Linked DNA regions of Homo sapiens: region 1 is linked to region 2. Evidence: read pairs that join two places in POLR2A ChIA-PET (ENCODE). Cell type or tissue: MCF 10A. All regions are shown on one strand. Each heading gives the region's core, and the rest is flanking DNA. Links, peaks and the distances in the headings are about the cores only. Region 1 overlaps TNFAIP8 (TNF alpha induced protein 8). Region 2 has its middle 32 kb from the start of TNFAIP8.

Region 1 (5,381 bases), core at 322-5,321, 74 kb before region 2:
GTAGCTGGGACTACAGGTGCATGTCACCATGCCCCGCTAATTTTTGTATTTTTAGTAGAGACAGGGTTTTGCCATGTTGTCCAGGCTGGTCTTAAACTCCTGGGCTCAAGTGACCTGCCCACTTCCCAAAGTGCTGGGATTACAGGTGTGAGCCACTGGGCCCAGGAACTAAAGGAAATGCATGGAACATGCATTTATAAAGGAAAATAAAGGAAAAATGGCCCATTTTATCTTCTACTTATACTGTCTCACATATACCACCTCCCCCACCCGCCCCCAGCACACATACTTGCCACTGATTTTGAAAAAGAAATCGGCCGCTACTTTGAGCTTATTGCTTTTAAAATATCAGTTTAAAGCTCAAAACACTGTTTGAAAATTGTTACATCAGAAAGCCTATGCTGGGCTAAAAAAGCCTTTCTTAGGTTCATCTGCATCGTGGGAAGCCCCGTTCGGTATTAAGTTACCTGTGCATTGTAAGTGTCCCCACCAGTCAGTAAAGAACTAGGTGTTACTGCATAGTTCCAGGGTACAGCCTGGCGTTAGGCACATAGTAGCTGTTTAATCATCATTTCTTGAATTACGTAGATTAACTTGTCAGGACTCACATGTTCACATGGACAGGAATGTAGTTATTAACTACATTCAGGTTAGTCCACCCTTATTTTATATATTTGTTTCCAATTAAAAACAAACTATTATGTGAAGAACTCCAGACTCCCCAAGAATTCTGTTTTTGCTGGAGCCAAGAGGGTGGGAAACAATCATATGGCATCTAGTCTTCGAAGATGGCCTCAAAGAGCCATGCATCCCAGAATTCATGCCCTTGTGTAGTTCCTCCTGTACTAAACCCAGGTTGAGCCTGTGTGCAGTAAAGGATTAACTCAGCAAGATTGGGAAGTTCGAACCCTGCAAATTCCAAAGAAAGGACTGGCCCTTGACTAGATCTTGGGAGACAGTCTCCAAGCCCTTGGAATATAGTGCTTGATAAGAGTGCCTTTGTATGCCTAGGGCTTGAGCCATGACACATTGTTTATGCTAACAATGTGATTTATGATATTCACCTGGAGCTCTGGGCCTCCCTGTTTCAGTTTGACTTCTGGAGGGGCTGGAGCCTGAGTAACTAAGGTTAGTCATGTGAGTGCTCCATGCCTCATTAACAACCCTGGACTCCCAAGGCTGGGGTGAGCTTCCCTGGTTGGCAATATTTTGTACATGTTGTCACACATCATTGCTAGGAAAATTTTGTGCTGTCTATAAAATTCTACTGGTCGAGGACAGCTGGAAGCTTGCACCTTCGTCTCTCCTGGCCTCTGCCCTATGTGCCTTCTTCCTTTGCTGATTTTCATCTGTATCCTTTTGCTATAATAAACCATAACTATGAGTACAATAGCTTTTCTGAGATTTCTGAGTCCTTCTAGAGAATCATCAAACCTGAGGGTGTCTTGGTGACCCCAATACAGCCTGTGATTTGATTTGACCAGTAGAATGAGGCAGAAATGATATTGTGCCTGTTCTGGGCATCAGCCTTAAGAATGCCTGGAAACTTCTGCTCTTGCAATTTGGGGTGCTCTTAGTAAGTAGTAAGTAGAGACCATGGGGAGAGGAGAGGCCCAGTCATCCAGGTGTCCCAGCCAAATCTTTGTAAGACTCCAGTCCCAGCCATGATCTGACCACAACCACATGATAGACCCCAAATCAGAGAACTGCCCAGGTGAGCACATTCAACGCACAGAATTGTGAGCGGGAACAAAATGGTTGTTGTTTTAAACCACTAAATTTTGGGGTGGCTTATAATACAGCAGTGGATAACTAAAACCAGCATGAATAATCAAGTGATTTAAGAGATTCAGAATTTAATTGGTTAAGAGATTATACATAAGTAGCTGCTAGAAATCATTACTTTCAACAATGCAACCCAAAACAATTTTCCTAAATTGAAAGCAAAAACCGATTTTTTTTTAAGGAGACTGGAATTGAACAAAATTCTCTCAGGCTGCTGAAGTCTGTTGCTTCATTTATTTTAGACTCAGTCTTCTTTTCATCGCTGATTTGGAAATAGTGAAAGGCCACCCGTAAACAATACCTCACATAGGAATAGCCTTCAGGAGGTCTCAGAGCCTTCCATGTCTTTAAAAATTGTATCTTTAAAATTAGAATATGAGGTAATTGCTCTTATGCAAATTTCAGAGACAACATGAGCGAGCTCCCTGGCAGGCAGAAGCTGGACGTCCTGGTTTCCTAACTGCTCCCACAAATGCCCTCTGTACCCTGCTGGGTTCCATCTGGCCACACTCCAGTGCCTCTCCCAGAGGAAGGCATGCCAAATTCCTGACACGTGGCGTTTGAAAATACCATGGAACGTTTCCACTCGTGGATTTCACCATGTTCTCCAGTGAATATTTTAGCAAGCTAAAAATGTGACTCCTCGGTCATGAGAACACTAAGTCCATATGATTCGAAAAGAGCAATAATGCTGGAACTTTGATCCAATTATCAGCAAGTCCTCTTCCAGGAGATTAAATGTCTTATAGTATTTTATAATTTGCTTAGCAGGTATTTATCCTTTAGTGAAAACCAATGGTCTTAGAAGAGAGCAGCAAAAGATGCTGACAAATCATTTAAATGGCTAAGTGGTCATTCTTGCTGGCCTAATAAAAGTCCATTTCTAGGAAGACGAAACCTCAGCTTCTTATAAATCATCAATTATCCCAGATAATGGTAACAATATAGATATTTATACTCTGAGTTTTTATTTCCGCGTCTTGTGTTTCAACTTCACATCAGGTTGGTTTTTAAAAATTTATTTATTTACTTCGAGACAGAGTTTCTTTTTTTTTTTTTGAGACAAAGTCTCACTCTTGTTGCCCAGGCTGGAGTGCAGTGGTGTAATCTTGGCTCACTGCAACCTCTGCCTCCTGGGTTCAAGTGGTTCTCCTGCCTCAGCCTCCCAAGTAGCTGGGATTACAGGCATGTGGCACTGCACCCGGCTAATTTTGTATTTTTAGTAGAGATGGGGTTTCACCATGTTGGTCAGGCTGGTCTTGAACTCTGGACCTCAGGTGATCCGCCCACCTCAGTCTCCCGAAGTGTTGGGATTACAGGCATGAGCCACCGCACTCAGCCTGGCAGTTTTAAACGAATGAATTCATCTGTAAGCTTTTGAATGGAAAAACCAAAGTAGAAAGAAACATATTGTCTTACATTATTCTACAAATCAAAACTTTTAAAAATCAAATTGTCTTTCTTGTATTAAGAACAAACCGCAAGTGCCTGATCATCTACTTTATTTCCACGAGGCAGAAATACAGTTATGCAGCTGATGTCAGGGAAGGCGGAGAATTTCCTCAGCCATCCATGAAGAAAGATAAGGGGCCTTATCCACTGGCTGTCTAATCTTATAAAGATCTCATGCAAATTTGGTGGACATAGGGCACAATTCTCTATCCTTGAAGAACATTTTCCAAAGCACAGATGTTTTTCTCTTAATTGTGAATGCTGACTGACTTGTCCATATCCTTTCTCAGTGCTCAGCAGATGGTACGATTTGGGACTCGCTTGTTCCCTATAACGTGGGGCTGATGTTCTTTGCTACGTGGAAAACACATCTTTGGTGAGACAGAAATGAATCAATATTACACAAAAATGTTTCCATTTCTGGAATTTCCCTGAGATAAAAATATCTTTCTGGCTTTGGGTATACATAAGTGACCGTGCAGACACTTAGTAAAAGAGAAAACAGATTTTCAATACTTCGTGGTGATGGTGACTATACGGGATTATAAGTAGTTAAAGGTTTTCCTGTTGCATCATTTTGGAAACAAAAAGCTGACTCATTTTCTGGTTAATGCTTCAATATTTTCATTAGGGAGTTTCTATAAAGTTTTTATCTGAATCACAGAAAGTACAATTATTTCAGAGGTAGGATAAAATTTTTTCTGTCATAAACAGCACTGTGTACTAAAACCTGCTATGAGTTTAACAAATCACCTAGAAGCCTAATGCTCAAGAATGCAATATATCAAGTAAAACACTGAAAAGTTCAACTAGTTTAGATAATGCAAGTATGGAAATGCAAGATTGACTAAAACTTTTAAATATTATCACTCTTATTAACATGCTAATTTAATTCATTTTACTGGAGTATTTTAATTTCCTGGCAATTGAATAGCACTTTTTACTACAAATATTTCATCATTTGGATAAACATATTCTTTTATTTACCATTTGTCAGGTTTTGTATGCTAAATTGCAACTGCTTATATACACTCATCAAGTATCTCAAGGATAAATTAAAATTCTTAGTAAAAATCCAACTGACCGGTACAGACCACAAAAAGTACTATTTTAAGCCTTTGGGGGCTTAAAAATTGTGTGTGTGTGTGTGTGTGTGTGTGTATTCACATGGTGGGAGAAAAAGAACTTTCCAGATAATTGTGAATGGCATACTATTATATAAGAGTTTAAAACGCAATATTTCTGTACGATCAAAGTTCTTAACTCATGCTTTTTTTTTTTTTTTTTTTTTTTGAGACGGGGTTTCGTTCTTGTTGCCCAGGCTGCAGTGCAGTGGTACAATCTCAGCTCACTGCAACCTCTGCCTCCCAGGTTCCAGCGATTCTCCTGCCTTAGCCTCCCAAGTAGCTGGGATTACAGGTGCCTGCCACCACATCTGGCTAATCTTGTGTATTTTTAGTAGCAGTGGGGTTTCACCACGTTGGCCAGGCTGGTCTCGAACTCCTCACCTCAAGTGATCCTCCCACCTCCGCCTCCCAAAGTTCTGGGCTTACAAGCATAAGCCACCGCACCCACCCCATGCTTTACTCTTAAACTAATTTTGAGTTGTATATGAAAGGCCTAATAATCAGAAAAAGGCTATTTCTTAACTTAACTTGCTCAAATATTTTGAGCCTCCAAATCTGGAAAATAATGTTGAAGTTTGAAACTGATGCCGTGCCTACTCTAGGGAGCACAGTACTGAACTGCTGCTTCCTTGCTTCTCTTGGTGAATGCACATTGAGTGCCTTGTCATGCTCTGAACCCACCACTGCTAGGGACAGCTGTGGGGGAGCAGCTCACTGCACCTCAGAAGTCAACGTTAAAAGTCATTGTGAGCACCTAGAAGTGAAGTTCCACGAGACAGAAAACTGAGCCACAAGATGCCCCCAAAGTAGGAGTCATGTTGAAAACTTTGAAAAATGTCTTTGTACAACATCTACACAGATCTTTAGAGAACAGGCCAGACCTGTGCTGACTTAGGTACTGCCTAAAATGTCACTATATGAGGAACCATTTCAGCAGCATACTGCCCACGCTTCTCTGAGCCAAAGATGTTCCTAGCACTGCCTTTAGCCATATCATCTTTAAGTGAAAATAAGATT
Region 2 (5,381 bases), core at 323-5,322:
CCCCTATCCTGTGGTATATACTTCTGTCTCCTCTATCTTCTTGTCACCCAAGCCCCTTCAGGACAATGGAGGGCACACGGGCTGGTTTAATCTGGAAGAGGCTCACTAATTCAGTAAAGGGATGGGTCAAAACTAAATTCATAAATGTTCTTACTTCCAAACAGCTTCTCTTCTAGGGCTCCATATCTCATCTTCCCATCAGTCATTCAAACTAAAACTCTCTGGCTCAGTGTCATCGTGGGTCCCACTCTCCCTCTTCCTCACCTTCAAAACACTCCTCTGCTTTCTCTTCATTTCCAGCCCCATCACCCCAACCTCCTTCAGGCTCATCCTCTGGCCTGAACTTCCTGTGCTTCTTACTTAGTTGTCCTCATGATACATTTTCTCAAAGCACAGCCCGATCACCCTTAACACTGCCATGTGTACCTAGAATTAAGTTTAAAAAGCACTTCCATATCCTCTCTCACCATGTTACCCTCTGATGAGGAGCACGCAATGCTTCCCTGCTGCTCAGGGGTCTGAGTCCATGAGTCAACATAGGACTTAAAGCAGTCCCCAGTCCTGCCCCCACCGTGCTTCACTGTTTTGCCTCTGGGCCTCTGCTCACCTGCTTTCCTCAGCCCCTCGGATTCTTTCCATCATCACCAGCTGCAAAACACTGCCAGTCTCCCAAGGCTCAGCTCAGATGGAGCCTTTCATGACACTGTAGCCAGTCACTGCTCCCACTCCTGCATCTCCGTGATATTTGGACACTTACAGCATTTCCCACATTTTGCTCCAAGAGATAGCCATGTTTGGCTCCAAGAGGTAACCATCACTATACACACCTCATCAGCCCTATTACACCACACATTCCTAAACGACAGGGTGATTTCTTCATTCATTCAGCATGAATGAATCCACCTGCATTTACCTAGTACCTACTGAATGGTAGGCATTGACTTAGATGCTGGGGACATGGGAAATGAAACATAAGGGGTTGCCTGTGTTACAAAACTGACATTCAGTGGGAAAAAGCGGCAGCAGACCAGTAAGCACATACATAAATGAAGGACGGATTGTGAAAGGTGCTAGGGCAAAAATAAACAGGAGGTTCTGACGGAGACCACTCTAGCAGAAGTGGCATTGGAGGTATATGCTGAAAGCCACAGGAATAATGGTCTGGGCAGCAGAAAGAGCAAGTGCTACAGCCCGAGACAGGACAAGCCAGGCATGCTTCAGGGGAAGGAGGGGACAGGGGCTGGTGTGGCTACAGTGACGGAAGCAAGGGGAGGAAAGCTGTAAGAAGCAGCTGGGAGGCCAGGCACGGTGGCTCACGCCTGTAATCCCAGCACTATGGGAGGCCGAGGCCGGCGGATCACGAGGTCAGGAGATCAAGACCATCCTGGCTAACATGGTGAAACCCCATCTCTACTAAAATACAAAAAAAATTAGCCGGGTATGGTGGCGGACGCCTGTAGTCCCAGCTACTCGGGAGGCTGAGGCAGGAGAATGGCGTGAGCCCGGGAGGCAGAGCTTGCAGTGAGCTGAGATCGCACCACTACACTCCAGCCTGGGCGACAGAGTGAGACTCCGTCTCAAAAATAAATAAATAAATAAACAAATTAAGTAATTAAATAAAATAGAGCAGCTGGGAGTTAGGCAAAGGCCAGAATATGTAGACCATATAGGACATGGTAAGGAGTTTATATTATATGACAGGAATGTAAAACAGGACAAACATCTGGAAGGCAAAGTGACAATAAAGATCAAAAACCTTAAAACTCCACAGGCCCTTTGAACCACTTACAGGAATACATCCCATGAAATAGACAGAAGTGTGGACAAGTGCAAGGAAACTGCGCGGGGTTATGACAATGACCCCATATGAAAACTTTTAGAGCCTAACTATCCACATGGGGACTGATTAAGTAAATTATGGCACATCCATATATGGCATGTAATGCAGTCTTTTTTTTTTTATTTTTTATTTTTTAAGAGACAGGGTCTTGCTATGTTGGCCAAGTTGGTCTTGAACCATTGGCCTCAAGCAATTCTCCTGCCTCAGCCTCCCAAAGGGCTAGGATTACAGGTGTGAGCCACTGCGGCTGGCCAGTAATGCAATCTTTAAAACCGATCTTGCAGAGTATTAATAACATGAGAACTCTTCACAAAGGCTACAAAACAATATATAAAAGCAAAGAAATTATATTAAGCCATATATAATTTTTAAAGAGAAAACTATAAGCACACAGAAAAGCGCCTGGAATGATGATATGCACAATATATTTTTTTCTGGGTAGTGACAATAAGGAGTGCCTCTTTTTTTTTTATTGGTCAAATTGTAGTTGATAAATACACTACACAAACATGTAATACTGCTGTGATAAGGAAAAAAGGTTTCAAAAACCCTGTGAGTTACAAGGCATAGCAGAGAGGATATCCCATGAAATCATATAAATAAATAGAGGCTGCCAATCAGGAGGCGGCTGGGGCAATCTTCTGTCTTTTCAGGGAATTTTCAAAGCGAAACAGAAAAACAAACCATAAAAACTCCCTAGAACTTGGGGCAGGAAGTGTGTCATTCCCTTTTTGCTTATCCCTGTGACTCAGCAGTGACTGGAGGCCCCTCTGATCCATGCACGAAGAAGTTAAAGATAGGAGTTCTGAGAGGATGGAGACTTAGAAACCTCACCCAGGAGCTCCCAGCCCCGAGGGGGAAGTTGGGAATGTTGAACTTGGAACTTCTTCTTTTTTTTTTTTTTTTTTTTTTTTTTTTTTTTTTTTTTTTGAGATGGCGTCTTGCTTTGTGGCTCAGGCTGGAGTGCAGTGGCGCGATCTCGGCTCACTGCAGCCTCCACCTCCTGGGTTCAGGTGATTTTCCTGCCTCAGCCTCTCGAGTAGCTGGGATTATAGACACTGGCCAACACACCTGGCTAATTTTTGAATTTTTGGTAGAGATGGGGTTTCATCATTGAACCTGGAACTTCTAAGGAAAAAAATATTCTCTATTCTTTTTTAGAGTCATTACAACAGCAACCAACAGTCTTACCTATAATGTTACAAATTAAACATGATTAAGCTTTTGTCTATTTCCTTTAAATAAGATTTACTTCACAAGACCCAAACCCACTGTTGTTCCAAGCCTTCTTCCCAAACAGGTTTGAAAGTTTAACAAACATTCTAGACAAGTCTCAACAAGTCTCAGGTATTTTGATCCTGGCTTACACAAGCTCAAATTGAAGGAGTTTTACTGCAGAAGCCCATTCAGCCAATTTATGCCCCTGTTCCCCACTGGGAAGCAAAGATGATTTGGTTCCTGTGTCCCCATCTGGCAGCCTCCTAAGCTCAGCACTCAGCCAAAGAACACAGATTACAACTGATTTGCTAACAGAAGCCCACATGCTTCTTTTAGTCCATTTTTAATAACCCTCTGGAAACTACAGAGTGGAGGGAAACATACAGAGCACTATAAAACAAAACAGCAACTTTTGACTCTGGAATCATTTACATTTTTAAGGTAAATTAAATTAAAATGTGAGGACATACAATTAAAATCCAGGACCACTGCCTTCCTACCTTTATTTAACAAATATTTATTGAGGCCTTACTGTGCCCTATGTTAGACTCTAGGGTAAATGACAAACAAGTGGCCAGAGATGTGTATGTATGCAGGGTGGGGTGGGAATGTGCTTGAGGGAGGCAGATATTTCCGAGAAACTCCAAGAAATGCAGCCAGCTTGGGAACAGGTTATTAAGGATCTTATAAGCCCTGTTAAAAAGTTTAGATTTTATCAAAACTCTAATGAGGCATTTTAAGCAAAGGATGATGCAATCAGATGGACATTTTATGAGGCCAATAGCAGCATAGGATGTTAGACTGGAGAAAGTGTAGGGGGTGCAACTGCCCTTTAAGTAACCTAGGAAAGAGATGGCAGCAGTGGCTTGGTCTTAGTTGGTGGCAGTGCACAGTGACAGGCAGTATATAGAGTGTACAGCTATTCACGGGAGAACTGACTATACTGACAACTGATTGGGCATAGGGGTAAGGCCAGAAGCAGCAGCCTTCCAAGTTTCGAGATAGTTACCTGGGTCATTGACTAAGGGGAAAAGTGAAAGAGAAGGCAAGTTCAGCTTTCTTCACATCAAATTTGAGTTGCCTATGAGACATCAAAGAACATTTTCTAGCTAGACACCCAGGTCTAGAACTTAGACAAGAGCTTGGGCCTGGAATGTAAGTTTGGGAGGCACCGGCATGTAGAGAATCTGAAACCCTAGAAATGGGCGGGATCACCAGGGAGAGAGTCGAATAAGAAGGGCAGAGAATCCAGGTGGAGCCTAAGAAATACCAACGTTTTGATATTGGACAAAGAGGAAGAAGCCTGCAAAGAAGACCAAGGAGGGGCACAGAGAAAACGGGGAGGAAAATCAGGAAAGTGGATTATGGAGGACCAGTCTGTCTACAGAAATGGGAGCAGCATGGACTCGTTTGGAATGGTCAGGAAGAGAAGTGAAAGGTCCCCACCTAGCATTAAAATGCCAGAGGCTGCTCAACTTCTCCACGCCTGTGTATTTCTGGAGTTATTGGTAAACAGCAGGGGGCCAAATGGGAGGCAGCAAGAAGAGAGCAGGTTCTGAGATAAACTTAGCAGGAGATCCTGGCCATAGCCAGCATGGTCTGCTCAGAGGCTGGAAAAGGGGCCAAGGTCCTGGGACCACTCCTCAAGGAGTAGCACTTCATCATTCAGCCACAAGTATGTATAGGTCATTTACTGCGTGTGAGCACTGCTGATGGTGCTGGGGATAGAGCAGTGACAAAAGTTCTAACAAAATAGCTGGAAAAACAGGATTTTGAGTGGAGATAAACGCTGTGGAGGGAAAAAACAAACCAGAGGCAGGGGCTAGAGAGTGGGTGGGAGAGAGGAGCATTTTGGATAGGCTTTCTCCTGGGGTAACATCTGAGCAGAAACCTGAGAAAAATTAGAGAGAGAGCCAAGGAACAATCTATAGGGAAGGGGCTTCCAGGCAGAGGGAGGGGTGTGTGCAAAGGCTCTGAAGTAGGAGGAAAGAGCTTGGGAAGTTTGAGGAACAGCATGGTGGTCAGTGTGGCCTGACTGAGGCAGGGAAGGAGGGAGTGGGAGGAAATTAGGTAGCAGAATTGGGCAGAGGCCACATGAAGGGGAGCCTGTAGCTCCTGGTAAGGAGTGGGGAGTTTGTCCGTTGGAATGGAAAGCCGTGGGGGGTTGGAGCAAGGGAATGACTGTGATCAGCGATAAGACCATTCTCATTGCACAAGGACTGTCTGAGAGTGACAGTGCAAGAGCACAGGGGAGTTAGGAGGCTTCTGAGGCTACCCAGAAGAGAAGTGATGGTGGGAGAAGCAGTGAGATTTAGGATGTGCG

What was found. Peaks named below come from ENCODE experiments on the same cell type or tissue, not always from the same donor. Only the 100,000 strongest peaks of a DNase experiment are listed, where the experiment ranks them.
Region 1: POLR2A ChIA-PET joins it to region 2 with 15 read pairs; 14 of 35 experiments call an interaction of 5 or more read pairs at or near these places.

Annotation. Positions count from the first base shown.
Region 1 is chr5:119,396,144-119,401,524 of GRCh38, reverse strand. It overlaps TNFAIP8 (TNF alpha induced protein 8), which reads right to left. Exons shown (of 2, transcript NM_014350.4): 2 at 1,837-5,381. Among named protein-coding and RNA genes, the nearest start is that of TNFAIP8, 43 kb to the right of the region's middle. RefSeq lists enhancers at 3,625-3,674, 3,955-4,004. In MCF 10A, for the core only: no CTCF peak of the experiment used is centred there; DNase peaks (open chromatin) are centred at 1,084, 2,284 and 3,784.
Region 2 is chr5:119,321,664-119,327,044 of GRCh38, reverse strand. It overlaps a transcript of TNFAIP8 not described here. Among named protein-coding and RNA genes, the nearest start is that of TNFAIP8, 32 kb to the left of the region's middle. In MCF 10A, for the core only: no CTCF peak of the experiment used is centred there; DNase peaks (open chromatin) are centred at 2,604, 3,224 and 4,254.